Linked DNA regions of Homo sapiens: region 1 is linked to region 2. Evidence: read pairs that join two places in POLR2A ChIA-PET (ENCODE). Cell type or tissue: B cell. All regions are shown on one strand. Links, peaks and the distances in the headings refer to the core of each region. The heading gives the core; the rest is flanking DNA. Region 1 holds the start of DYRK3 (dual specificity tyrosine phosphorylation regulated kinase 3). Region 2 overlaps IL19 (interleukin 19).

Region 1 (13,000 bases), core at 7,616-11,615, 150 kb after region 2:
CCCAGCATAGCCCATAACCTGTACATTCGAAGCTAGACCGCACCCCTCACAGCAAACCCCAAGAGTTCAGCCGTTGGTTATCCGCTCTAAGCAACAGGGCTTCTTTCCAAGGTATTGCTCCCGGGCTCCCCCCCTTTAATAAAAAGCCCCACAAAAAGTCCTAGATTTTCGTAATCCCTTAACATATACCCCGATCTAGGGTTTCAGAGGGAATCCAGGGGTGGAAATTCTTCTTGCTCTAACTCCGCTCTAGCCCCGTCCCCCGCGCCCGGTGAGACAGGGATGGGGGGAGGGGGCCCTGATAGAGAGGAGGTGGGGGCGGTCCCGGGGAGGCAGTCAGACCCCTGCCCTCGTCCCTCCTACTGAGGGCTCACTCTACCTCCTCCCCACCCCCAAGCTTCGCTTGCCAGCGCCAGCCGCTCCCTGTGGCGCCTCCAGCCCGTTACCCCGTGGCGCCGTTACCTCCGCTGCTGGGGCGGGAGCCCGGCCCCAGGCGGCCCCGCATCCTTCCGCCCAGGCCCACGAGCTGTGCCTCCCATCTCCTAGCTCGGGACCCCGCGCGGGGAGAGGCGCCAGTTGGGGGTCCGGTCGGCCACGCCACCTACGCCGGGACGGCTGCCTCCGCGGCGCGACGCTCCCACGGGTACTCTCGACCAGACACTGCAGCTCAGCGCACTTTCGCTCCCGACTGGCCCCGGCTGGGAAGTGGGGAGACGCAGCTCCAGGGGCGGGAGGGGGAGCGGTCTGGTCGCCTAGCAACCGCGGCACGCCCCCGGGAAACGCCTCGGCGCAGCTACGGGCTGACGCACAGGGGCGGGGCCCGTGGCCGGTAAAGGCCACGCGGCGCTCCTAGCGGGTGCTAGTACTGGCGCGGGAGGCGGGAGGTTGGAGGCGAGGAGCTCGCGGCCTAGGCTGTTTGGGTCCCTGGCGCGAGCTGTAGACGGAGAGAGGGGTCCGGAGAAGGAGGGGTGAAAGTAGCAGTTAGCCCGCGATCTCAGAAGGGCTGCCCGCCCCTCACGGTCCCTTAATAGCACGTTGCGTCCTGGAAGTTCTAAAACGTCCCGCTTCAATATGAATTTTAAATTAGTGAAAACATATGTGTATTGTTTTAGGCTTTCCCACCGCGGGGACGGCCCTCCGGGGGTTGGTGAGTTACATAAGAAAGCAATAATAATAAACCCATTTATTGACACGATGCTTCCATTTATGAACATTTGATCTCAGTAACGGAGGTACCCGACGACTTTCGTCTTTTACAGACTTAGCTGGGATGCAGAATAGAAGCTGGGCCTTTGTCTGACTACCCTGCAACAGTCAGCCACAGACGGGAAGGCAGCGCAGGAAACTGAGGCCAAAGGAGCCGCGCTTCCTCATGAGCATGAAGCGGCAAAGCCTGAACTAGAAGCTTCTAACGCCTAACCGTCCTCTTGCCGCACCAGGACCTACCTCTGCAAGGCCCTTCCTGACTTTTTCCTTAGAATGTGTGTATATGTGTCTTTTTCCTTTTCTGATGCTAAGACACCTCAGAAACACCAATGTTAAGCAGATTTCCATCGTTGGAGGTTAAAACACCCGAATACAAGTGTTTTCTTGAGTGTGGCATCTGGTCAGATGTTTTATGGGTTGGTTTGTTTTTAAAAAAAAAAAATTTCCTGTTAGATGGGTGGTAAGAACCAGTCAGAGTTTGTAAACCCACCAAGCACGAGGCGGTCGGACCGTCCAGATTCTGGAGTCCAGAAGACACCAAACGTTCTCAGAATGCCGAACGCGGGCGCCACCTGGTGGGACTAGAACGCTTATTGTCCCAAATCAGCATAGCACACAGTTCCCATAAATCTTAAAAATTCCCATCCAAGGCTCATTTCCGTGTGACTAAAAGTCATATTCTCTGTTCTCGTGACTCCAAGTAAAAATGTCCCTAAAGAGCCAAAGTATCTTCACTGTATAAACTAATAATCTATTGGTTTGGGGAATTTTATTTTTTGTGATCAATGTTACTTTAGCCTTTCTATGATATACATATAAATAAAAAAGTTTTCTTCCATGATGATTTTTTAAAGTTTATTTTATAAATAAACTTTTTCTTTTTGTCTCTCCCTTCCCCCACTTTGCAACCAGAGCAATTCTGCTTTCACAGGGGTTTGTATTTGGGCTCTTACGAAGCTTTTGTTTGAAGAAAGAGTTCCATGGCAACGCAAAGATTGGACGAGGTTACTGTTGAAGTCCCTTCCAGCTCTAAGATTGCAAAATTCTATTAAATAATCCCCGTTCTCAGTACTTATGTAGACACCTCAGACCACTTTACTGCCCTCCCTAAACAGTTGAATGAGACTTGCCCCCACATGATTTCTTACCTCATTCTGAATCACTGCTCGTGAGAGGATTGCATCCGCAGTCTGTGCTTAAGACACATCTTCCAGAGCCAAGTGGAAGGGTTCCTGCTCCCTTTCTTGCTCCTAAGGTGGGAAATACAGAGGCCGCCTTTGTCTTTCGCCTATTGTTCCCATGGTCAAGGGAAAGAGGACTCCTCGAGGGTGCTGGAGCTTCATAAATCTCTGACCTTAGTGACCCAATGTTTCTTCAAAGATCCCCTGTATGATGGGGTTAACGTCCCATAAGGGATCTGGCAGGAGCCTCCACACCCCTGCTGAGCGCTGCCCTGTCCCCTCCAGCTCCCAAGCAGCTTCCACATCATTCATGCCCTTTCTTCCCCTCCAAAGCCTCATTCAAGAGTAGTTTAAAATCACCATTATCATTCTCCATGCAGTTAAAGTCAGATTTACCCACCATGAATTAGCCAAAAGTCATATAAGATGCATGTCTGTCCTTTGAAGCCAATTCCAAGACATCTGCAAAATAAGGTACCTGCAAGTTCTAATACATTGACTAAGGAAATAAACAACAGTAAAAAAGATGCAACTATTCCAGGATCTTAAAAACCCACTGGGACATTCACAATGTGATCAAAGTTTCAAATGCACAGATTAAGAAAACATCCCCGTGGCCACATTTACCTGGAATTTTGTGATAAAATAGCTGTTAGTAGGTTATGTTAAGTTTGGACAAGTTTCATTGACATTTCTGTACAGCAAAATGTGCCATAATGCCTACTGTGACATGTGCATCACAGAATTGGAAAATATTTTTTAAAAATCACTGGAGAGAACCAGTGAAACTTACTTTTTTCCTCAAGCTATGTTAACCTCAAATTGACCCGTGTTCCTGAAATGTATACTTGCTATTTTTTTCAGAAACACTGAAATCTAGCTCACTGGAACACTAAAGCCATGGCTTATTTTTCTGGAGCCTCAGAAAACTGTCTCTCTTCTATACCTCAGGCATCTCCTGTTCTTATGCCCTCCCCTCTCCACCAAGATTTGAAAAATGCCCCTTATTAACAAAGCAAACAAAAGCCATGCCCGCAGTGCTGTAGTACAGCTACAACTAAGACACACTTAGTTCTGTGTCTCCTAAACCCTAAAGGTTGTCCTTATTATCACAAACTCTTCACCTATTTTTCTTTTCCAAAACTTTTGCCATCTTTTTCCACTTGTTCCTCCTAAGTCAGCGTGACCAGTTCCACCTATAGCCCTGAGGGGTCCTATGAAGCTTCATTTCTGAAATCTTGAAACCAAACCAGGAGTCTTTCTAATCATCATTACCATTTGCTAAGTATTTATTATGTTCCAAGCACTATCTGAAGCACTTTAACATATTTGCTCATTTAAAACTCACAGTAGTCCCGTGAGATAGGTATTATCTCCATCCTACACTTCAGAAAACAGTCTCAGAGTTTAATAACTTGCCCAAGGTCACCCAGCCAGTAAGTGATGAACTGAAATTCAAACCCTGGTCTGTTTGGTTGAAAAACTCAGCCCCTCGACTGCCTGTATTCCACCTGTATTCCCTGAGCCTGGCAGGCTAGCCCAGGCTAGACCACTGGACCCTTGAATTCTGTGACATAGTTTCTCTTGATTTAAGATTCTGAAGATGGTAAGCAGAATGATAGTTCCCCAAAGATGTCCGCATCCTAATTCCAAGAATCTGTAAATATGTCACTTTACTTGACAAAAAGGGACTTAGCAAATGTGATGAAGTTAAGGATCTTGAGATGGGGTGATTTTCCTAGATTATCTGAGTGGGCCCACTGTAATCACAGGAGTCCTTTTAAGATGGAAGGGGAGGCCAGGTGCAGTAACTCATGCCTGTAATCCCAGCACTTTGGGAGGCCGAAGTGGGCGGATCACCTGAGGTCAGGAGTTCGAGACCACCCTGGCCAACATGGTGAAACCCCGTCTCTACTAAAAACACAAAAATTAGCTGGGCATGGTGGTGTGTGCCTGTAGTCCCAACTACTCGGGAGGCTGAGGCAGGAGAATCACTTGAACCCAGGAGGCTGAGGTTGCAGTGAGCAGAGATCACGCCACTGCACTCCAGCCTGGGTGACAGAGTGAGACTCCATCTAAAAAAAAAGGATGGAAGGGGAAAGCAGGAGGGTCAGAGAGGGAAATGTGACCATGGAACAGAGGTCAGAGAGGGAAAGAGATTTGAAGATGCTGTTGTTGGTCTTGAAGATGGAGGAGGGGGCCGTGAGTTAAGGAATGAAGGTGGCCTCTAGAAGCTGGAAAAGGCAGGGAAACAAATTTTCTTCTAGAGCTTCCAGAAGGAACGAATCTCTGCTTACACCTCAATTTTAGGAGTTCTGACTTCCAGAACTGTAAGATAATAAATTTTCCTTGTTTCAAGCCACTAAATTTGTAATTTGTTGCATTAAAGCTTAGGAACCTTGGGTACTGTAATAGATTAAACATAGCACATCCTTTGCAGCTGTTCCCAGGGAGTAGAGGAAACAATTTTCCTGGTTCTTGAAGCTGACTGGCCACGTGACTTGATTTGACCAATAACACGTGAGGAATTTAGGCGCTTAGGCCTCAGGAGACCCCCCTTACAGCTTCTTCTCTCTTGCTCTTAGATGCTGCCACCATGTGGACAAGTCTGAGCTGGATTTCTGTAGTCCTCAGCTAATACCAATTGCCAGACAAGTGAGGGAAGCCACCTGGCTGAGTTGCCAGCTGACAGCAGCCATATGAGAGTTCCACGTAAAGCTAGCAGAAGAACCTCTTGGCTGCACCCCACCCAAATCAACAGCCCCTTGAGAATTATGAGCAAATAAAATGATTACTTTAAGCCACTAAGCTTTGGGGTATGGCAATAAATAAATGATAGGGGTACTTTTGAAAAATACCAATTATGCCTACCCTCCATCCCACCAGATCTAATGATGAACAGTTTCTTGGTAAGGATCTCTGCTCATATTTTTATTGTGGCTGTTGTTCATCAGCCAGGTTTGGAAATCACTACTGTAGACCTTGGAGACCAAGTCCTATTGAGTCATCTGGCTCATGGAAGGTCTTAGAAGACCAATGCACCTGCTCTATTCACAGCATTTGGGCCAAGGAACTAGTTCTCTCTCAATCACCTAGTGTACAGGTTAGGGCTTTTTCTATTGCAAATATCAAACTAAATCTGTTTAAAGAAAATGTACTAGCCGAGTGCGGTGGCTCACGCCTGTAATCCCAGGACTTTGGGAGGCTGAGGCAGGTGGATCACCTGAGGTCAGGAGTTCGAGACCAGCCTGGCCGACATGGTGAAACCTCATCTCTACTAAAAATACAAAAATTAACCAGGTGTGGTGGCGGGCACCTGTAATCCCAGCTACTTGGGAGGCTGAGGCTGGATAATGGCTTGAACCCAGGAGGTGGAGGTTACAGTGACCAGAGATTGTGCCATTGTACTCCAGCCTGGGTAACAAGAGCAAAACTGTCTCAAAAAAAAAAAAAAAAAAAAAAAGAAAAAGAAAACAAGGAAAAAAGAAAAGAAAATGTACCATATACCTTTTTTACAGTATTTTTTTAAAAGCAGTAAAGCTAAATTTGAATATGATGGGTGCCTGTCCTATCTCCATTTCTTGTTTCTATATTCCAACATGCTAGTTTCATTCTCAGGGTTCTTTTGTGCAAGCAAGATGGCAACTGCAGTTCCAAGTTCAACTCAGTAGAAAAGCTGTCTCAGTCATCCCACAGTCTCACTGTAATTCACTGGCTTTCACTGGGCCCATTCTTAAACCAAATATGCAGCCAGGAAAATGTAATACTCTGACTGGTCAGGCCTGAGGCTCCTAGACACAGCAGTAGAAACATATTGGACAGAAAGTTAGGAAAACAGTGACTTTCAGAGGAAAGTTGCTATAGCGGGTCCCAAAAAAGAGATAAGTGAATATGGTACAGCAAACACAACAGATATTCACTACAGCTAGGTGTTGGAAATCAGCTTTATCTGTGTTCTGAAAGTCCACATCAGGGTCACCAGGCTACTGGAAGTCTTTAAAATTCCCAAGTCTCAAAAGCCTGGACACCAGACTTTGAAATGCATCTTACCAAGTCACCCAAATGATGGAAGACAGGTTCCCCTCTGCCTCAAAAATGGCCCCCAAGCTCTATAAAACAATTCATGAAGTACTTCCATGCATGATAATTACAGCTCAGCAGCTAGGGGCCCTACCACCATGCCTCTGTGTTCCTAATCCTCAAATTTCATTCACCTGTCTGTACTTTAATAAAAGCCGGATTGGGGGTGTTCCAGTCAAACTTGTGCCTAGGAAGCTAATCCACTAGGGTTGTTAAAACTAAGCTGGAAATGTAAGAAGTAGGAGAATATTGTTTTTATTTAGATTACATTCATGGAGACAACCATATGTGCCTGGAAGAAATGCTTGGTTGAGCACCTAGTGGGAACAGTTGGGGGATAAGGGTAAGGCTCCCCAAAGAAATTCCAAAAAATCCTTATGATCCCTATACTGTCTCAAAGCAGGGTAGGTCCAGCTGTCCGCAGGATTGGGGAGTCTCAAGCTGGAGGTCCTCCTCTCTGCCCTTTCCTCTGCCCAGCTCAGCCCCTTCTCTAATAATGATGAGCAAATATCTGGGTTGGAGGAAAATTCAGGTGTTTCCATGGGCATTGATTAGAATGATATATGCATGGGTCTGTCTCAATCCTTGATTATTTATTAATAATCTTCATATTCCCCATGCCAGACACTAGTGGCTCTCAGCAAGGATGCTGATGTCAGCAGCATTTTAGAAATTATTCCGCAGTACATGGACATCTCTGTCTTTATTTGTCCTACTTTCCCAACATTCTACTTGCTGGTCACCTTGGCTTGAGAAAGCCTTCACTTTTGTTTGTTTGCTTGCTGCTTACTTGCTTGCTATTTAAGAGAAAAGCCTGCTCTTGTCCTGGAAGCCTGGAAACACACACAGCCTTCCTAGGCTGAGACCCCTGCAGGAACTGCAGAGATCAGGAAATATGTCTCCACTGGGCCCTGAAAACCAGCCTCTTTCCTTCAAGATTCCCAGGCCCTCCTTGGCTTTCTCTATTGTCGGGAGTTCCAGGAGCTGCTCTCTCCTCTGATGCGCTGACTACTTTCTTCTTTCTTCTTCTTCTTTCTTCTTCTTTCTTCTTCTCCTTTCTTCTTCTTCTTCTCCTTCTTCTCCTTCTCCTACTTCTTCTTCTTCTTCTTCTTTCTTCCTCTTCTTTTTCTTCTTTCTTCCTCTTCTTCTTGTGTGTGTGTGATCGTTTTAATAGTTGATACCAATACAATTTTTTAAATTATGCTTTAAGGTAAAGAGATTTGAGAGGATGTCTTTCTGTATTCTAGCTTTGTATTGAGATCAGGATTTCCAGAATCCTGTAAAACTCAGTGGCCTCCAGGTTCCAGGCTCCTTTTCACCATCTTCAGGGTCTCAGTACTGCTCTCCTGAGACACAGATAGCACTACTGAATTAGGAAATCACGGTTTTCAATGAGGGAGACACCTTTAAAGAACTCTATTTTTATCCAGTTTGTGCTCCTTAATAATATCGAAACAAAGTTCAAGAAAGGTCCACTGGAGTAAGAGCAATATGTCCTCATATCATCTTTCCGCAGAGGTGTCATAGCCCTAGGAACTGGAGAGAGCTGGAAAGGAAATCTGACTTTTTAAAATCCAGCCTCTAAAAGAACAATGGGACTGCAAGGCATTGCCTATACTCATACAGTCTTTGATTAAACAAATAGCTGGGCCAGACAAGGTGGCTTATGCCTATAATCCCAGCACTTTGGGAGGCCGAGGCGGGCAGATCACAAGGTCAGGAGTTCGAGACCAGCCTGGCCAACATAGTGAAACCCCATCTTTACTAAAAAAAAAAAAAAAATTAGCTGGGCATGGTGGCACACACCTGTAATCCCAGCTACTTGGGAGACTGAGGCAGGAGAACTGCTTGAACCTGGGGGGCAGAGGTTGTGGTGAACTGAGATCACGCCACTGCACTCCAGCCTGGGTGACAGAGTGAGACTCCGTCTCAGAAATAAAAGAAACAAAACAAAAAAACCAAATAGCTTTACCTGTAGACTACCAGAACTTCTTAAGAAATACCATCAATATTGAAGTGATCCAAAAACCACAGTTTCAGCTTCTTTTCCTCCAGATGTGTGCAACAAAATCAAACAGATTGTATTTAACAAATGTCTTTTATAGGCAAGGCCCTTTGCTAGGTGTACAGAAGGAACCAGATCCTCATTCACACCCCATGGTCTCCACGGAGGCCCCGCCTTTCTCCTGCCTGTCTTTGTTTTTCACTCACAAAGAATCACGTTCTCAGCTCACAGTCATTGAATCTGTACCTTTTACGGGAACTTAACAGCTTCCATCCACTTTTCCTAAATAGTCCTCTCATTTTTGGCTCTACCTGCCTTTCTTGGGCTGGACCTCACAAGCTCAGCATATCCCCACTGTATGACCAGGATATGTGTATTTGGGTTGCCAGGAAAAATACAGAATGCCCAGCTGAATTTACATCTCAGATAAATAATGTTTAATTTTTAGTATAAGTGTGTCCCCTGTAATATTTGGAATATAATATCCTAAAAACTGATTTGATGTTTATCTGAAATTCAAATTTAACTGAGCACTTCATGTTTTTATTTGTTAAATCTTAATACTACATGGAAGGCATAAAATCTTCAGCTGTAATTCCTTAAATTAGACTTGAAACCTAATCTTAGAAAAATCATCCTAAGTAACTTTTCCTCTTTCCCTCTTACAAACTTATATAACCTCACACCTACTCAAGTGCATATAATCTTATTCCCTAATTCTTTTTTTTAATTTTTGAATTTTTTATTGACTAATTTTTAAGGTAAATTTTATACCCAGCAAAACGCACAGCTCTTTTTTTGGGGGGGGGTGGGGGTTTGCCAATGTGCTACTTTATTTATTTATTTTTATTATTATATATTATACTTTAAGTTCTAGCGTACATGTGCACAACGTGCAGGTTTGTTACATATGTATACATGTGCCATGTTGGTGTGCTGCACCCATTAACTCATCATTTACATTAGGTTTATCTCCTAATGCTATCCCTTCCCCTCCCTCCACCCCACGACAGGCCCGGTGTGTGATGTTCCCATTCCTGTGTCCAAGTGTTCTCATTGTTCAATTCCCACCTATGAAAGAGAACATGTGGTGTTTGGTTTTTTGTCCTTATGATAGTTTGCTGAGAATGATGGTTTCCAGCTTCATCCATGTCCCTACAAAGGACATGAACTCATTCTTTTTTATGGCTGCATAGTATTCCATAGTGTATATGAATGCATGGCTCTTAAATGCATTTGTGATGAGTTTCAGCAAATGTGTACCCCTGTGCAACATACACTAAATCAAGATATAGAATATTTCCATAACTCTAGAGAGTTCCCTTGTGCCCCTCTCCAGTTAATTATCTCATCCCAGAGATAACCATCATAGATTAGTTTTGCTTGTTCTTGAACCTCATATAAATGAAATTATACAGCATGTATATATTAGTCAGTTCAGGCTACCACAACAAAAATAACATAGACTGGGTGGTTTAAACAAGAGACATTTATTCTTTCACAGTTCTGGAGGCTAGAAGTTCGAGATCAGGGTGCCAGCATGGTTGGGTCCTGGTGAGGGCCCACTTCTGGTTTGCAGATGGGTGCCTTCTCCGTGTGAGCTCACATGGCCTTTCCTTCAATAGGCCAGAAGTCTAAAGTCAAGGTGTTGGCAAAGCTGTTTCCTTCTGGAGACTCTGAGAATCTTCCATGCCTCTCTCACAGCTTCTGGTGGCTGCTGGCAATCCTTGACATTATTTAGCGTGCAGATACGTCACTTTGGTTTCTGCCTCCTTTGTCACAGGCTCTTCGTTCTTCTGTCTCTGTCTCCGTGTGTCCTCTCCTCCTTTTATAAGGACAATAGTCATTGGATTTAGGGCCTACCCTAATCCTGTTTGACCTCATCTTAGCTTAACTATGATGTCTGCAAAGACTCTGTTTCCAAATAAGGTCACATTCTGAGATTCTAGGTGGACGTGAATTTTGGAGAGACACTATTCAACCCACTACAGATAAATACCTAAGAGTTGGAATTGTTCAACCATCTTGTATACTACTTAAATTCTTATATCCCTAAATTTTACCTATGACCTTTTTGGCCCTCTTGTCTTCTAACAGTGAAAGTATGGTACTAAGGCAGCAGTTTTGAAAAATTAAAGGAATAGTAGTTGGAAAAGTCACAGCTGCCAATATATTGCTATTTATATTTCCTAGCCCTCCTATGCTATCATACCACACTTTACTGCTTCTACACTAAAGCCCACATGCTTACAGTATCAAAGTGAAACAGGAAAGAGATTCAATGGGAGTCTAGTTTCGCTGGAACTTTAGCAAGAAATGAGATTAATGTGATGTTTCTCAAACTTTGACTTGCATAAGAATCACCTGGAAGACTTCTTAAAGTGCACTGCTTTTGCAGATGACATAATCTTGTATCTGTCACATTGTATCTATACTTGCAGAAAATCCTAAGGAATCCACTGAAACATATTAGACCTAATAAATGAGTTCAGCAAGGCTGTAGGACGCAAGATCAATACACAAAGATCAATTGTATTTCTTTCTTTCTCTCTTTTCTTTTCTTTTTTTTTTTTGAGATGGAGTCTTGCTCTGTCGCCCAGGCTGGAGTGCAGTGGCCGGATCTCGGCTCACTGCAAGCTCTGCCTCCCGGGTTCACGCCATTCTTCTGCCTCAGCCTCCCGAGCAGCTGGGACTACAGGTGCCCGCCACCACACCCATCTAATTTTTTGTATTTTTAATAGAGACGGGGTTTCACCATGTTAGCCAGGATGGTCTCGATCTCCTGACCTCGTGATCCGCCCGCCTCGGTCTCCGGAAGTGCTGGGATTACAGGCATGAGCCACCACGCCTGGCCAATCAATTGTATTTCTATATGCATGCATGAACAATCTGAAAATAAAATAAAGAAAACAGTTCATTTTATAATGGCATAATAAGGAAAATACTTAGAAATAAATTTAAGAAAATAACTAAAAAGTACATCATTGAAATATATTAAAGGATATCTAAATAAATGGAAAGAGAGGCCATGTTCAGGGATTGAAAGATTTAATATTGCTAAGGGGGCAGTATTTGCCAAATTGATCTACAGATTCAATGCAATCTGTATCAAAATCTCAGTTTTCTTCTTTACAGAAATTGACAAGCTGATCCTAAAATTCATACAGAAATTCAAGGGACCAAGAATAACCAAAACAGTCTTAAAAACGAGACCAAAGTTGGAAGAATCACACTTTCTGATATCAAAACTTACTGCAAAGCTATAGTAATCAAAACACTTGGTACTGGCATAAGATCAGTAGAATAAAACTGAGAATCCAGAAATAAAGCCTCACATTTATGGATAATTGATTTTTTTTTTGAGACAGAATCTTGCTCTGTTGCCCAGGCTGGAGTGCAGTGGTGCGATTTCAGCTCACTGCAACTTCCACCTCCTGGGTTCAAATGATTTTCATGCCTCAGTCCCCCAAGTAGCTGGGATTACAGGTGCATGCTACCACACCTGGCTAATCTTTGTATTTTTAGTAGAGAGGGGGTTTCACTATGTTGGCCAGTGTATTAAACCATTCTCATGTTGCTATGAAGAAGTACCTGAGACTGGGTAATTTATAAGGAAAAGATGTTTAATTGACTCACAGTTCTGCATGGCTTGGGAGGCCTCAGGAAGCTTACAATCATGGCAGAATGCACCTCTTCACAGGGCGGCAGGAGAGAAAATGAGTGCCGAGCAAAAGGGGAAGCCCCTTATAAAACCATCAGATCTCTTGAGAACTCACTCACTATCAAGAGAACAGCATGGGGTGGTGGGGGGGGGACCTGCCCCCATGATTCGATTATCTTCACCTGGTCCCCCACTTGACATGTGGGGATTATTACAATTCAAGGTGAGATTTGGGTGGGGACACAGAGCCAAACCATATCAGACAGGCTGGTCTCAAACTCTTGGCCTCAAGTGATCCACCTGCCTCAGCCTCCCAAAGTGCTGGGATTACAGATGTGAGCCACTATGCCCAGCCAGCAAATTGATTTTTGACAAGACTACCAAGACAATTCAATGGGGAAACAAGTAGTCTTTTCAACAAATGGTTCTGGGACAACTTGATATCTATATCAAAAGTATAAAGTTTGACTCCCTACCTCACACTGTTTACAAAAAGTAACTCAAAATAGATAAAAAACCTAAAAGTAAGTGCAAAAAGTATAAAACTCCTAGAAAAAAACATAGACGTAAATCTTCATCACCTTGAATTACATAGTGGTTTTTTAGACATGACACCAAAAGCACAAGTAACTATGAACAACAAAAACAAAATGTATATTAGAATACATCAAAATTTTAAACTTTTGTCCTTCAAAGGATACCATCAAGAAAATACCAAGACAATCCACATAATGGGAGAAAATTTTTGCAAATCATATGTTTGATAAAGGACTTGTAACTAGAATAAAGAACTCTTACAACTCAATAATAAGACAAATAACCCAATTTAAAAATGGGCAAAGAATCTAAATAGGCATTTCTCCAAAG
Region 2 (17,215 bases), core at 11,578-15,577:
CTGCAGTAGACGGGGAAGGAATGACCATAAGCAGGCCACAATCAGAGACAGAAACAGAACGTGCCATGGGGCTCAGTTTTTTTTCTGGGATACTGAGAGGATGGCACAATGAGAGGACCGTGCCCTGATGACATTTTTCAGCCTTTTAAAAATTATTGGAAGAACCACAATGAGATACCACCTTACCCCAGCCAGAAAGGCCATTATTAAAAAGTCAAGAAACAATAGATGCCGGTGTGGAAGTGGTGAAAAGGGAACGCTTATACACTGCTGGTAGGAATGTATATTAGTACAACCTTTATGGAAAAGAGTATGGAGATTTTTCAAAAAACTAAAAGCACATTTACCACTCAATCCTGCAATCCCACTACTGGGTATCTACTTAAAGGAAAAGAAGTCACTATATATATCAAAAAGACAACTAACTGCACATATATGTTTACTGCAGCACAATTCACAATTGGAAAGATATGGAACTAACCTAAGTGTCCACCAACAAATTAGTGAAAAAAGAATGAGATCATATCCTTTGCAGGGACATGAAAGGAGCTGAAGGCCATTATCCTTAGCAAACTAACACAGGAACAGAAAACCAAATGCCACATGTTCTCACTTGTAAGTCGGAGCTCATTGATGAGAACACATGGACACATAGAGGGGAACAACATACACTGGGCCTATTGGAGGGTGGGAGGAGGGAAAGGATCAGGAAAAATAATTAATGGGTACTAGGCTTAATACCCATTAGTTATTAGTAAGACAACAAACCCCCATGACACAAGGTTACCTATGTAACAAACCTGCACATGCATCCCGAGCTTAAAAGTCGAAAAAAACTACTGAAACATAAAAAAAGAAAATATGGCATATATACACCATGGAGTACCACTCAGCCATAAAAAAGTATAAAATAATGTCCTTTGCAGCAACTTGGATGGAACTGGAGGCCATTATTCTAGGTGATATAACTCAGGAATCAAAAACCAAACACCCATGTTCTCACTTACAAGTGGGAGCTAAGCTATGGATTCACAAAGGCATAAGGGGTGGTATAATGGTCACTGGATCCTCAGAAGGGCAGGGGATAAGGGATTTAAAATTACCTGTTGGGTACAATGTTTAGTAGTTTCCAAAAAGGGAACTTCAGTGAGAAGGTTCCATAGTGTCTAATGACCCTAATGGTCAGAGCATCTTCTTCAGTTCAACAAAGATCTCTCGTACTGTACTATAAGCCCAGAGCAACCTTCATGGAATGCCAGGACTTCAGATCATCAAATCACTTTCCAGTCAGTCCTCTCTATCTAACCCTACAGCTGTTCCTTGAAACAATCTCTTTCTTTCCAAGGCGGAAAAGGAAAAGGTCACTCTAGCATTCTGACTGGTATCTGATTATTGGTGGAAACAACAGACACTGTCCATCTTTTATATCTTGATCAGCAGATGAGATGGTAAAACTGACCAGACCCAGGAAAGCTCCTCTGCCTAGAAATGCCTTACACACACAGGCACCACACAACAGAGAATAACTTAGCAAAAAGGAATGAAGAAAGATATCAAGGGTCATCTATCATGTCATCCTCAACTTTCTGGAATCTGTGCTAAGAGAAACCGCTATGGAATCAAGGCTCTTGCCTCCATCCTGCCTGCACTGCCTTAGGTTGAGACATGTGCTAAGCAGATTCTGGAGATGGTGAAAACCCTAATGCTTTTCTAGCACCTCCAACTGCTTCTGCCTCAACTAATCTGGTCCTGGGGCAGTGAGGGGCAATGAGGGAAGGGGATGAGGTGTCAGAGGCCTGGATGAGGCGCACTAAAATCCTAGATTTCACCACTGTACAGTTCATCCATGTAACCAAAAATCACTTGTACCTCTAAAGCTCTTGAGATAAAAAAAAAAAGTTAATTATTAGCGTCACATTATTTGTCTCTGCATGGAGATATGGGTAAAGGAATGAACTGATTATCAGGAGACTTGAGCCTTATTTTGCGCTACTATAAAATAGATTCAATGATTGGATCAAATCTTTAGATTGTTGTAAAACTTAAAATGAAACAATATGAAGTGTCTTGTATATAGTAAGACATCAAAGAGCAATAGGGGAAACCAACTAAGACAGGTAGTAGTTTGCCATTGGCCTTGCTTGGGGTCTAGGGCTTGGGTCAGGACATGTCTTAGTCTATAGCATATGGTGGGCACACAGTATACAGTATCAGATAGCTGGCATCAGTTAGTCATAGAACAGCTGCAAAGAGTCACACACGCACACACATGTGAGCACACTCACACAACAGATAAGATTGCTCAAGCCACCTCCGGGATCGTGAAGATGAATAAGAGGTCTGCAGACCAGTGTGTTTCCCCAACCATGTCACAAGGAAGGAAGGTCCACAGGGTCCCCAGGAACTCTGGGCAGAGGGGGATTTTAGAAGGAAGCTTGCTGAAAAACACGGATTCCCATGGCTATGAATGTGGCTGGTGGAAAGGAAAGCGAGACCTGATGGGGCTGCACCACATGGTGCAGTGGAAAGGATAACGCAGCCCAGGAAAAGATTGTGTAGCTTGGTGGTATGTGGCATGGCTGGAGAGGAGAAACTCCTGGATCCTAGTCCTACTGCTGGTTCTGAGAAAAGCCACCAGAGCCTCCCTTCTTGAGTCAAAGACAAGACCACAGAGGGGCTCTTTCATGTATTTAGCTATTTTATGGCTTTAAAGTATTTCAACCTATTGACAAATCTCTTTGATCCTCTGTAAAGCAGGAGAAAGAACTGAGGAGTCTCTCCATTTCACAGAGACAGAAATCAAGACTCATTGAAGGTGGAAGACATCTCCACAGTCACACAGAAGAAAGACCGAAACCCAGGCCTCCTTTTCCCGGACCTAGGTCTTTACCATTTGAGAATCGTAAACCTGTGCCTTAGTCAAAATGAGCAAAATATTCACACCAAGCTAGACTGCATCTCCTCTCTATCTCTGGCATATATAAAACATGTGTCCAGTCCACAGGGATGAAATACACACAATACACCCACACATATGCATATGTGCACACATGCATCCATGCAGGCAAAGACATCTCACAACTCTAAGGCAGGGTACACAAAGTACTGCCAAGGATGGTCATAAGCACTGGAGGATTTTTTTAAAAATGAAATCTCAGTGGAGTCAGGTTGTTAAAGGAAGGCTCATGGAAGAGGCAGTGCTGAATTGAAAGAATTCTGTTGGTGAAAAGGAAGGGTGGTCATTGCAGGCCAGTGAAGCCATGAGTGGAAGTAAGGACGTGGGAGAGCACAGGGCATATTCTGACAATAGTGAGAGCCCCCGTGTTTTGGTCAGAGATCTTGTGGAGAGAACCTGTGGGAAGGAAAGCTGTGAAGGCATTTGGGAGTGCAAATGTCAAGCTAGGTTGGGCTGTGTTCTGAAAGCCCTGGGCTTTGTGAGAGTGGAGTTTTGCTGATAAAATGAGTGCTTTGAAAAGTGAACCTGGCTTGGTGGTTTGGAAAAACTAAGACTTTAAGAATGCGTTCTGTTCTCCGGTGGCTTGGGGGCTGGAGAGCAGAATTTAACATGTTAATTTGTTGTTCTCAGAATGTTGATGGCAGTAACTACAGCTGAATAAACCTCCATGTGGCCTTTAGCTCAGCTAGGCTGGGAAGTACTGGGGAGAAGGGTGAGGTCAATATGAAGAGCTCAGCATCCCTTGCACCATTTCCACAGGCCCGCACCTTGGTTACAGTGGCAATAGCAGCCTCAACCTCAATTTTCCCACCACTGCAGCCAATAGAGAAGCAAGTTCTGGCTCAACGTGGGCTGCTGCAACTCAGTCTCTCCTCCTCCCCTCCTGTTTACTCTAAAGCCCTCTGATTTTACCTGAAATGAAACAGCAGCCCCAGCTATGGTCACAGTGACCAGAAGCTCCTGCTTCCCACTCCACCAAGAACCTTGCCTTGTAGTCCCCAGCCAACCCTCACTCACACAGAAAGGACTGTGGGGACACTAACTCTCCCTCCACTTGCACCAATCTTTGGATGTTCAGTCATTTCAGGAAGCCCAGAAGAGAAAGAGAAATTGTGGTGATATCAACAGTCATAGCTGTCGTGATAGTACTGGCCGTAGTAGCTGTAGTAGTCTCAGTACAGTTACAGTCATTGCAGAGTAAGCAATGGCTTGTCAGGTAAAAGTCATTGAGTGCTTGCTATAAACCGTGCACTATGACAAGCATTTTTCCCATTTTTTTCTCATAGCCAGCAGGTAAGTATCATTATGTTTTCCATCTTACAGATATGATAGGGTATCTTTGGTAAAGATGTACATGGGATTCTGGATTCCAATGGCAGAGCTTTGGTGAGGCCAGCTTGCTCATGATACCCTCTAAGGATGTCCTATATCCCTCCCCTTTCACTTCCCCACCCCAAGTCCCCGTCACCACCCCTCCCTAACACACAGTTTACATCCTGTGACCCCTTTGACCAGATATATGTTTATACACTTCGGTGCAGGTAGCTTTCCAATTTTGTACAGATGTCTGTAAGTCACTTTTTTGGAAACTGGAGCAACATCTCTGTAGAAACTCTACTTATAAATGTTGATTCATTCACAGCCTACAAAGCAGGGGTTACACTATAAATAGGACCAAACTTAGTTCAGGTTCTTGGGAGCTGGGGGTCTATGAGATTTACAAAGGACAGCTTCTTTCTCCTACTGGACATATGAACAGCCTCAGGCAACATCTGAAATAGTCGAGGTCGTCTTGGGTCAACTTCTGTCACACTCTGCTCCCTCTCCCTGGCTGCCCTCTCTGGAGGTCCCTCTGCACTTTCCCCTCTGAGGGGCTGTAAGCCCTCCATTGAAATGCTAACCTTCTGCTCTGCTTAACCACATGCTCCCAGATGACCTACTCTCCTCCCCACCTGTCCCAGCTCACAGATCAGCCCCACAGGAACTCAGCTTCCAGGATTAGAACCACCCAGGGATTTCAGTGTTATTTTCATGGCTTCTTTCCCACCACTGTATTTGACCTCCTGACTCTCTAGAAGTTGCTGGTGATTTCGTAAAGGATTTCTCACAAGCACGGTTAAGGAAGTGCCAATGGTTGCCACTCAAGTCCATAGAAAACAGGCACTTCTAAATTGGGGGTGGTGTATGTGTTCTTTTGCATTATATATATGTTTGTGTTCCATGGGTCTTCAGTCTACCTGAAGTCTACCTGCATGGACCCTCCTTCAAGGATCCAAGAATCTGCTGATCCAGAGCCTGCATGACCCGAGTATTCATCCACAGTGGTTTTCACAGGGGTCAGATATCCTGTTTCTAGCACTGGCCATTCCTCCCTGCCTGCTCGCCTTTTCCCATGGGATACAATGGAGGCATTGGGGGACTTTAATACTTCAAAGCCCGTAGCAGCTGGCAACTCCTGGGACTGAACCAGCACCCAGACTGGCCTCACTGTGCTCTGCCACGGGAATCCAGGATCCCATGGTCACCTCTCTCAAGGGAATTTATTATCTGAGTCCCACGTCAGGAGCCAAGTACACCAACAACACTTCCTCCTCGGCATAGGCCTGCGTCGCGCAGGCATCAACGCAACACAGACATTTTACTGCGTGGTGCAGATAATTGCTTGAGAACGCAAAGTTCTTTCTGAAAGAGATGTGAAGCGCTTTCTAGGGCTTTCCAGTAATCTTCTTTTCTCCCTGAAACAGTCAATGTGAGAAATCCACTTCCGGAAGGTGACCACCTCCCTTCCACACCCCCGCCGCCCCCGGGGCCATGCTCTTGAGGAAAAGGCAGCATCACGTCCTCCCCTACCAAGTGGAGGCTCTTCTGATTTCCACTGCTCTCAGCAGGCCTGACTCACAACGAAACTGCAACCTCAAAGTGCTGGGGGCCAGGATTGCGAGAAGGAAATACAGGTGAACACACGCAAAAGCTGCCGGAGGAAAAGGTTTTGTTTCTCTTACAGAATGGCACTTCCAGGGCTGGGCAGAAGCTATGAGCTAGAAGAGGCTGACAGGGCCTGGTCTTGTGCTGACCTGGTGGATTTGGAAAGGAAGGAAAATATGTATCAGAACCACTCATGTTCGCTCGCTCCTGCCGAGGGGAACAGAAGGGGCAGGCTGGGAGGAGAGATAGGGGAATCACAAAATTTAAGGGCATTAGCTTTGGAAATCTTCTTAGAAAAACAACTCTGGCAAGCCCTTGGATTATTGATGCGGAAAGCAAGGCCAAGGGATGAAAAGGAACTTGTTTGGGATCTCATAGTAGAAGGTCCAGGGCTGGAAACTAGGCCTCCTAAATGCCTGAGCCAGTCAGTCTTTCTACTATGAGACTGACTTCTCTGTCTCCCTGTAACATCCTCAGAATATTGGAGTTGAAATTGGTCTGTTCCAAGTCTTCAGATCCACGAAGAGACATACTTAGCTTTTAGCAGCTGAGTATTCCCAAGGAAAAACATCAACCACTACACTTCAGGTGGGCTGGCTACTTGCTGTATGTCAAGTATTCATCCAAGCATTGTGTACAGTCACTCATTCCGCCCTTGCAACACTACGACAGCACCAATTATCATCTCCAATTGTATATAGATACTGCCGCACAGGGAGGCTCAGAAACTTGCCCAAGGTCACACAGATGGGAAAGGGCAGAGCTGGGTTGCAAACCCAGTCCGACTCCAGGGCCCGCACACTTAACCACCATGCTCTGCTGCAAAGACAAGCCCAAAGACAGAGCACATCTTGGGGTTTCCAATAACAGAACACTTGGACCCAGGGTAGGGCTGGGGGTTGAGCAAAGTGGGGAAGGCACTTCCAGCCTTTGCTGTCAGAGGTATATAAGGTCTGCCACATAAGAGAGGCTCAAGTGCACAACCCTTAGCCGCTTTCGTGAAACCAGTTGACTACCTGATACCAATTTATATCCAACCCACTGCTTGAGGCACCTGAATTCAAGGTTCTTGCTGGGAACAGTCTCAGATCACCCAAAAGCCAAGGTACAAACAGATTCTCCTTAATTACTTGAAAGAATAATACTGTTTAGAAAGTATTCCTTGTATTTTAAGTATTTTAATCTTAAAAAGAATACTTTTAAAATCATCAAAAGAGTATCAGAACCTTGTTGGGCCTCCTTAAACTATTTTGAACTACATCTGAAGGTCGAGACAACTTAGGGCCTCTGGAGTTCTTAGTCCAGCACCCTGGGAAAAGGAGTTTCTTTTTCCCCTCCTTCTATAGATGGTCTCCCACAATCAGGTGGGCAACCAGGGATTGAGCTTTAATATGACCACACAATGTCTGACCCAGTTCCTAAAAGGGTGCCCTCCTTATAAAATGATTTCTAAGTTCACCAGAGCACTTAGAGCTCACCTACTGTGTGTGCCAGGCAAATCTGCATGGGATGAGACGAGAATGGCAAGCCAATGATATTGATTTAATTGGACAAATTCTGGCCAGTGGGGCTAGGAAATGTCTGTTTTTATTTTCAATGTTGTTCTAAAAACTGAGAAAGCACAAGAGTTACCAAAGACTAAGCAGGGTTTTTAATGCCCCTTAGAATTAAAGAGGAGGGAGAGAGGAGAATAAAAGGCAGAAGAAGAAAGCAGAGCCCAAAATAAGCCTGCAGTAGAGCCTGTCCAACAGCTCTGTGCCCCTTGACCACACCCAGCCTCTAGAACCTAGTCCTAGGCCTGGGGCCCCTTGGAGAAGGGGTTTACAGTAATGACAGGTCACTGGCAAATCAACCCCAGAACTCCCATGGGTTTTGACTTGAAACCACAAACACCGCTTGTGAGGCACTGTAGCTTCCGTGACATGTGAGAGGCTCACAGGAGCTGCTAAACTGAAAGACCACCCTGGCTATTTGGAAACTCTGAATAAAGAATACAGCAGTAGGCTTCTCCCTTGTCTACCCAAGCCAGGTGCCCTTTGGGTACATCCTCTGCACCTGCCTCTGAGGCCACACTTTGATCATTCTCCTCCTACTTGTCCTCACCCAGAGATTTCTGTGAAACACTTACAGCATTCATTCTCTAAGGGTGGTCTGAGAAACCCTGAGAGGTCTTCCCTTTTCCAGGGGAAAATTCTTATGCTCCAACTAAAACGGCATATTACAACAGACCGCATGTAAGAGCAGTTGTGAGGATCCTGCTTCTATCAAGCCAGAGAGTTAAAAATGCTTGGAAAAAAATGCAGAACACTGCCACTCTTCTCACTAAATGTGTTTTGGTTTGGAAAATAGTTACATCTCATTTAAAAATGCCATGTTAACATGTAAGGGTTTATTATTGTTTATGACTTTAAAAAGATGTCATAGGAGGTATTTTTAAAAATTTATCAGTTTTACTTTCTAATATGATAAATGTTTACACATATATGTATATATAACTATATACATATATATGTATATATAACTATATACATATATATGTATATATAACATATACATATATATGTATATATAACATATACATATATATGTATATATAACTATATACATATATATGTATATATAACTATATACATATATATGTATATATAACTATATACATATATATGTATATATAACTATATACATATATATGTATATATAACCCACATAAGTGAAAGCTCTTTGGGGGTCCTCTATAACTTTGAAGATGTAAAAGAGTCCTGGATCCACATAGTTCGCCAACAGCTGACTTAGGGAACCGGGGGCAAGGCTGGACGCAGTTGCTCGCACCCACTCCCTTTCCCTTCTCCCTTAGTCTATGAGCTAAGAGGGGCACATGTAAATGACAGTCATAGTGGAAGTAGCATGAATCCAGGGTGGGAGGAAGCAACTGCATCTTCATGTGTGATGCAGCTGTGCATCCAAAATGCACAAAACACACGGAGTATGGGGAGGATTGAGAGTCAGTGGCACGTTTTAGAGGTAAGGACCAGAATGGGCAGGATGATGTCCTTCTGAGCAAAGTGCTCAACTTCCTCCTCTCTCTCTTTTTTTTCTTTTTTTTTCTTTTTTTTTTTTTTTTTTTTTTTTGAGACAGAGTCTTGCTCTGTCGCCCAGGCTGGAGCACAGTGGCGCGATCTCTGCTCACTGCAGCCTCAGCCTCCCAGATTCAAGTGATTCTCCTGCCTCAGCCTCACCACGCCCAGCTAATTTTTGTATTTTTAGTAGAGACAGGGTTTCACCATGTTGGCCAGGCTGGTCTTGAACTACTGACCTAGTGATCCGCCCATCTCGGCCTCCCAAAGTGCTGGGATTACAGGCGTGAGCCACCGCGCCTGGCCCCTCTCCTCTCTTTTATAAGGTTTCTGGAAGGTGTTGCTCCTGTAGGGGTACTGCAGTGGGAAGGCAGGCCAAACTATGCTTTATAACACTGTGACACTCATGGATCAGAGACAAAATAGAAACACCATTCTGTCTGAAAACACTCCAAGGCAGAAATCTTCCCCTAAGACAAAAATATCTAAGCCACCCTCACTATCATTCCCAATTCCTAAACTTAAGGTACCCAAGGAGTACAAAATAGATTCATAACTGTTTAATGGATGGAAACTTATTGTCACAGACTTTCAACTTCTTACCACCACAACCTCACACACCGAACACATCTTAGACAGCTGCCCCTAATTGTTGCTGCAGGCCCAGAGAACCCAGAGTGATTTGATACTTACATGAGTAAAGGAATTAGGTACTGATCTGAAAAAGAATTGCATTCAGATTCTACCTTTGCCATTAACTACCTCTAGGACCTGGGAAAGTCTTCTTCTCTAGGCCTCTGTTTGCCCATTTATAAAAGAAGACACGTGAATTTGATAAGACCCCCTCTTCTTCTGACGTCCATATAGAATTTTAACATTCCAGCAGCCATGGAGGAGTTAACATCCGCCTGGAAGAGCACTAATTAGTAATCAGATCAATTCTTTTAAAAACTGGAAAAGCTATAATAGGTATAGGCATATAGTTTGTAAGGACAGTGGTTTCTTCAGATGAATCCATTCTCTACTTCTACTTTATAAGAGATGGAAGAACAGACATATAGCCATGTAGCACTACAAAAAGTTTAGGAAGCACATGCTCAGCCGCCCAGTCAGCCAACAAATATTTAGTGAGAACCTTGGATGTGCCCAGAACCATGCTGAGTACTGAGCAAACAACACTCATCAAAAACAGATACAGGCCCTGCCCTCGAAGTGGTCACAGTCTCACAGGAGAGACAGAGGTCAATCAAATGATCACATAGCCACATGTCTAATTACAAACTGACATAAATACTACAGAGGGGTGGGAGCAAGGTGTTCTGAGAAGATACACCCAGGGGGCCTGACCTAGACTGGGGAATGATGAACTCATTTAAGGAAGGAACATCTGAGCTGAGAGCTGAAGGATGAAGACAGGAGGAGAGCAGGAAGGGAGAACTAAATGTGCAAAGGCCCTGTGATAGGAGAGAGAGGGGATAAATCACTGGGCATAGTGGCTGGTGCAATGTAAGCCCAGCCACTTGGAGGCTGAGGCAAGAGGATTACTTGAGCCTAGGAGTTCAAAAACAGCCTGGGCAACATAGCAAGACCCTGTCTCTTTAAAAAAAAAAAAAGAGAGAGAGAGAGCATGCGGATCATTTGAAAAAAAAGAAGAAGAAAGTCAATGAGGCTGGAGTGCAGAGGGAAGTAGAAAGTGAAGAGTGCCGCAAGTTGAAGCAGAAGAGATAGGCAGTGTCAGATGATAAAGGAAGTTATAGAAAACATTAGAATATGAGTCCTTATTTGACCAAGAGAGGGAAAGTGGGAAGCCATGGAAGGGTTCAAGTAGCAACAGAGTCATGATCAGATTGGTGCTTGGAAATAATTACTCTTGCTACAACGTGGAGAACGGTCTAGAGAATGGATATTAGAATAACAATTTGGCATTTATTTTGGAGTCCAGGAGAGATGAGACAGTGTTGGGGTGATTAGACCCAACACTAGGCCATGGGGGCTACAAAGTCCAGCAGAGTCAAAGGAATGAGAAAAGACAAGTTAAGGGTGCATAAAATGGGTCCAGTGGGCCAACACTGGTATGGAGGCTGCAAAGGCCCTGAGCTCTGGGAGCCCACACTATTTATTGGTGATCAAACAAAGAAGCAGGTGGTGAGGACGTGGGGGTAAACAGGTGAGGGCGTGAGGATGTGGGGGTAGAAAGGTAGTGGTGCATCAAGCATAGCTGTGATGGTTTAGCATTTTCTTTGACACATATAGAATATGCTCTGCTGCTCAAGATAATGGAGAGCATGTTTACGAGCCTGGGAGAGCAACCAACAAGTCTGTGCACATTCCATCCAAGCCACGAGGGATTTTATGCCCTGGGCTTAGATTTGTGGTGCAGCAGGGCAGCCTTCTACCCTTTGGCACAGAGCTTGGTGTTCCAAAGGCCACGAGCGGTTTTAGACCCTGGACCCCGGACATCTCCCAAGACTCTTTTATATTATGACAGACAAGCCAGTCCTGCCTCAGCTCTTCTACCAACAGATAGTAGCTTGAACCAGACAGTCATTGCTGGTGATGATGGAAATGGAGACAAATCAGTAGATTAGAGAAATGTTTATGAAGAAAAATGTGGAGGTTCTGGTGATAGATTGAACATAGATTGGCAAGGAAGAGGGAGGGACCAACAAATCATTTCTAGAGTTAATTGATAGTTCCATTTACTGAGCGAGGGTGCACTGGATGAAGGTGAAACCAGAGAGAGATGATTTTACTCTCAGATACAGAATCAACTACATAAATTGGCAGGGGAAGACAGTACAAAATAAAAATGTGGAACCCCCTGCTCAACAGTTATTGAGAATTTCAAGATGGTGGTAGCAGAGTAAGGGGAGGACTTTTTTAGTCATGGGACCCTGTGTGACTGCAGAAGTCACTTATCTACAAACCCAGCCCTGCTTGGATATGTTGGGTTGGAGGTGCCAGCCATCCAGTGGAGACTGGAGCAAACTAAAGCGCACCAGAGGGACAGTCCTGGAGCTAAAAGAATCCATTTGTGCCCCACACTCAGGAGCCCACTAGTTATCCTAGGTAGTCATGCAGACAGAGCAGAAACAACTATGGTCCTCTGGGTGGCCAAGGCTCAAACACCTGGTGTCCTGGTCCCTGATAAGCCAAATTTCTCATATGAGAAGTTACAGAGCACAGTGTCCATCCCCTAAGGAAAATCCAAATTGCCTGATTTGGTGCCATAGTTGCACAAAGGGGAATTCCACATTGGCTGCCCAAAGATCAGCCCTTCCGCTCATCTGTGGTTTGCAGTGTCTGCCGGCCATGATCCTCGGAAGGGCGCTTAATCCGGTTTGCATAACCCTTGTTCCATTCCACCTAAGGGCCAGCCCCAGCCCGGGCTCCTCTTAAACTTCTGGCCCACCAGGCGTTTATTCTGAAGTACCCCAGACACTATCAAAGCCAATGTCAGGAAAGCCCAGAGGAATACAGTGCTCACAGACTCCTGTCTCCTTGCACCCCAAACTGGCCACACTTTGGGTGTGTGATAGGCATTGGGGTCTGTTGCAGCACAGCTTCTGAGGAAGCCTCTGTCCTAGGAGCTGAGGAAGCTTATTCGAGGGAATACTAGAAATTTCAAGCTGGCAAAGCTATTTTACACACTAAATGTCCTGGATAAGAAGAAATGAAACTCCCGTTATCAGCTTTAAAAAATAACTACTAATGGCAAATAGGAGTCAAGCCCGGAGGGGCTTCTTCATCAGGACAGTTGTCACCCATCCCCAAGATGGGCACGGTCTCACCTTCTCTGCCTGCATCGTCAACCTGCCTGCTCTCTGCCGGCTGACCGTGTTGCCCAACAAGCTGTCTAAACCCAGAGTCCAGCAAGCCCGGATCCCTGAACCTTCCCTCTGCAGCTCCAGAGCCACCCTCACAAGGCTGCTAGCCTGCTCCCCACTCTTGGGTTTGAGCTGCAGAATTGCAGTAAGGCATGGGGTAACTACACCAAGAAGGCTGCCATTTTGCTTAGCATGAGAGTAGCTGGGAGGCAGATTCTTTTTTTTTTTTTTTTTTTGAGACGGAGTCTCGCTCTGTCGCCCAGGCTGGAGTGCAGTGACGCGATCTCGGCTCACTGCAACCTCCGCCTCCCAGGTTCACGCCATTCTTCTGCCTCAGCCTCCCAAGTAGCTGGGACTACAGGCGCCAACCACCACACCTAGCTAAATTTTTTTTTTTTTTTTTTTTTTTTTTGAGACGGAGTCTCGCTCTGTCGCCCAGGCTGGAGTGCAGTGACGCGATCTCGGCTCACTGCAAGCTCCGCCTCCCAGGTTCACGCCATTCTCCTGCCTCAGCCTCCCGAGTAGCTGGGACTACAGGCACCTGCCACCACGCCCAGCTAATTTTTTCTATTTTTAGTAGAGACAGGGTTTCACCGTGTTAGCCAGGGTGGTCTCAATCTCCTGACCTCGTGATCCGTCCACCTCGGCCTCCCAAAGTGTTGGGATTACAGGCGTGAGCCACCGTGCCCGACAAGGGAGGCAGATTCTTTTTTTTTTTTTTTTTTTTTTTTTTGTAGTTGCAAGATTTAATACAGTGAAAACAGAGCTCCCATACAAAGGGAAGGGACCCAAAGAGGGTAGCCATTGCCGGCTTGGATGCCCGGGTTTATGTCCCGATCATTGTCCCTCCCGCTGTGCTCTCAGGCGATAGATGATTGGCTATTTCTTTACCTCCCGTTTTTGCCTAATTAGCATTTTAGTGAGCTCTCTTTACCACCTGATTGGTCGGGTGTGAGCTAAGTTGCAAGCCCCGTGTTTAAAGGTATATGCGGTCACCTTCCCAGCTAGGCTTAGGGATTCTTAGTTGGTCTAGGAAATCCAGCTAGTCCTGTCTCTCAGTCCCCGCTCTCAACAGGAAAACCCAAGTGCTGTTGGGGAGGTTGGCCGATGACTGCTCTAATGGGAGGCAGATTCTTTATAAGATCTTGTAAACTGTAGAATGCACCCTCCAAAATCTATTTGCATAAGCACACACACACACACACACACACACACCCCAGCAGTTCTTGCCTGCCCAGATTCCTCTGCAGCTAAAGTGATGAAACTTACTGGGCGGAGCTTCCTAAAAAGATTATTAGGGTCTCCTGGGTTGGTGTGCCTTTAAACCTTTGGACTTTACCACCTCCTATCTCTCCTATCTCCTTGCAACAAAGGTTAGGAGAACAAGAATGCAGAAAAAACGGGTCCTGGATGACATCTGAGTGCCTGCTTTGGGCTTCTTGATGAGTGAGACAGAAAATAAAATACAACCCCCTCTTTTAAAAGCCATGCTTACTCAGGTTTTCCTTCATTTGCAGCTAAATACAGAAATGAGAGAATATTTTGGAGCAGGGATGGAAGAAGAGAGGTATTCCCCTTCCCACAACCTTCTGATTTCCCAGTACATCCCCCACTGGAAAAATTCATTTAAAATCAGTATAATAAGCATTGATTAGATGCCTACTATGCATCTGGGCTTGAGGGCAAACTGGACTCAGGCCTTTTGGCCTCAAGAAGCTCACAGTGTGAGAGTGGCATTTGTGTCCTCTTGAAATTCACAGGACTAAATTGTGCCCAGGCTGACATTCTATCCATCCATAGGTGCCTGCCTTCTCACTTCCCTCTCTTCATGGGCTCTTGCCTTGTACCAAAATCCAAACCCAAATCTCCTCACATGTGAGTGTTGGCATTCATGTCTCAGACATGACCTATGGGCTTGGGACTTTTCCCCGTGGACCCCAGTGACTTTTCAGATGAACAGGTATCTTCAAAAACTTGAGAAATAGGAGTCCTGTTTGTTGTTCTTGTTGCTTTGTCAATATAAGGACACAGGGTCTTTATTCAAATGTTCATATCTATCTCTTGACAGAAATACTATGAGACATATTGATGGAGAAGCCGTTATCTCCATATGCTAAATGAGGACTTGCACCAGGGAACTTGCCCATGGTTCTCTCCAACCACTTAAATTCTGAAATTTTGAAATGAGAGTGGACAGTAATTTCAAATCAATGGGGAAAGAATCAAATCTTCAGCAAATGGCTTGAGATAATTAGCTACACATTTCAGAACAAATAAAGAAGTCAGATCCGGGCCGGGCACAGTGGCTCATGCCTGTAATCTCAGCACTCTGGGAGGCCAAGGCGGGCGGATCATAAGGTCAGGAGATCGAGACCATCCTGGTTAACACAGTGAAACCCCGTCTCTAATAAAAATACAAAAAAAAATAAAAAAACTTAGCCGGGCGTGGTGCCAGGCGCCTGTAGTCCCAGCTACTCGGGACGCTGAGGCAGGAGAATGGCTTGAACTCGGGAGGCAGAGCTTGCAGTGAGCTGAGATCATGCCACTGCACTCCAGCCTGGGCAACAGAGCGAGACTCTGTCTCAAAAAAAAAAAAGAAGTCAGATCCTAACCTCAACCCTATTTAACAGATTATAGATGAAAGAAAGGTACAAATGGCTTTTACATACCTCCCTTCTCCCTGACATTTTGTATGTGTGTGTGTGTGTATTTACACACACATCTCATATAAGGAAATTGAAGGGAGGCTGCCTGCATCCCTGAGTCACTCTCCCTCTCCTTCTGAATGCTTACCTGTGCCCAGACCACCTCCTTAGCCTCGCACCCTCCAGGCTTACAGGGCACTCTTCTATGCCCATCCCAAGTATAGCTGATACCTTCCAAGGGCCAGACTTGGTGCTAAGTACCAAGTACGCAAAGATTAATAAAACAATGTCCTGTTTCAGGGAGCTCAAAGCTGATTCGGCAGGGCATGGTGTGTACATGAATGATAACCACGTAGGGTTGCAGGTTTCCTAGTGAGGTAAGCACAAGGCAAGATGGGAAACAAAGGAAGGAGGGGTTCACAGCCTCACCCAGAGTCCAGAACCCCTGGCCTGCCTGGTGCCCATGCTGAGTCCACTTCTGGAACACCCAGCTCAGAGAGGGGGTTAGACCTGCAGGCTAACACAGACACAGCCCAGAAAACCCAGGAGCCGAGGGGGAAGGAGAAAGGTGCAAGAAGGGGAAACCCAGGTCCTGGTCCCCTTCTCTCTGCTTCCTGGCAGCAGAACTCAGACAGAACCCTTAAGCCAGTCTAAGTCTGGCAGGACCAGTAAGTTCTGAGTTAGCTCCATACTAGTTTCTAGCAGGCTCTTTCTCACTTCCTGATTCTTAGGTTTCTACATTGACACTCCCTGAAGAGTTGGGAAGAGACACCACAGTCCCCTGACCCTGATCCATAGGTCACACAGCAGGGACATCCACAGGGTGGGCGTGGGCCCTCTCATCCCTCCCTCCCACTCACTTCACGCTGGCTGGGCCCCAAGGTGTTTGCACCCCTTGCAGTGAGTGACCTTCTCTAGTGCAGCAAGCTCAGAACCTGCTGCCACTGGAGTTGTCCCATTGCTGATGCAGAAAGGTGAAGAACTAGCAGAACACTGGAAATGCCCTCCATCTGGGTCCATGGCTACTTAAGCTCAATGCTCCCTGGCAGGCAGGAGGACAGGTGCTATTGCCCTGTTGGGACAGATGAAAAACAGACACAGGGAGGATGAGTGATTTGCCCTGACTATAGAGTGGCAGGGCCAAGGCAGAGCCCAGGCCTCCTGCACCTAGGTCAGTGTTCCTCCCAGTTACAGTCTAAACTGGAATGGCAGGCAAAGCCCCTGTGGAAGGGGAAGGTGAAGGCTCAATCAAAGGATCCCCAGAGACTTTCCAGATATCTGAAGAAGTCCTGATGTCACTGCCCCGGTCCTTCCCCAGGTAGAGCAACACTCCTCGCCGCAACCCAACTGGCTCCCCTTACCTTCTACACACACACACACACACACACACACACACACACACACACACACAAATCCAAGACAACACTACTAAGGCTTCTTTGGGAAGGGGAAGTAGGGATAGGTAAGAGGAAAGTAAGGGACCTCCTATCCAGCCTCCATGGAATCCTGACTTCTTTTCCTTGTTATTTCAACTTCTTCCACCCCATCTTTTAAACTTTAGACTCCAGCCACAGAAGCTTACAACTAAAAGAAACTCTAAGGCCAATTTAATCCAAGGTTTCATTCTATGTGCTGGAGATGGTGTACAGTAGGGTGAGGAAACCAAATTCTCAGTTGGCACTGGTGTACCCTTGTACAGGTGATGTAATATCTCTGTGCCTCAGTTTGCTCACTATAAAATAGAGACGGTAGGGGTCATGGTGAGCACTACCTGACTAGCATATAAGA

What was found. Peaks named below come from ENCODE experiments on the same cell type or tissue, not always from the same donor. Only the 100,000 strongest peaks of a DNase experiment are listed, where the experiment ranks them.
Region 1: POLR2A ChIA-PET joins it to region 2 with 6 read pairs; 4 of 35 experiments call an interaction of 5 or more read pairs at or near these places.

What each region holds. Positions count from the first base shown.
Region 1 is chr1:206,623,243-206,636,242 of GRCh38, reverse strand. It overlaps DYRK3 (dual specificity tyrosine phosphorylation regulated kinase 3), which reads right to left and starts at 707. Exons shown (of 3, transcript NM_003582.4): 1 at 463-707. The coding sequence starts at 539. It overlaps DYRK3-AS1 (DYRK3 antisense RNA 1), which reads left to right and starts at 575. Exons shown (of 2, transcript NR_183645.1): 1 at 575-643; 2 at 1,260-2,047. RefSeq lists silencers at 268-377, 428-847 and an enhancer at 4,852-4,921. In B cell, for the core only: no CTCF peak of the experiment used is centred there; no DNase peak of the experiment used is centred there.
Region 2 is chr1:206,773,210-206,790,424 of GRCh38, reverse strand. All of the region lies in intron 1 of IL19 (interleukin 19), which reads right to left. Among named protein-coding and RNA genes, the nearest start is that of IL10, 9.3 kb to the right of the region's middle. RefSeq lists an enhancer at 6,022-6,081. In B cell, for the core only: no CTCF peak of the experiment used is centred there; a DNase peak (open chromatin) is centred at 13,992.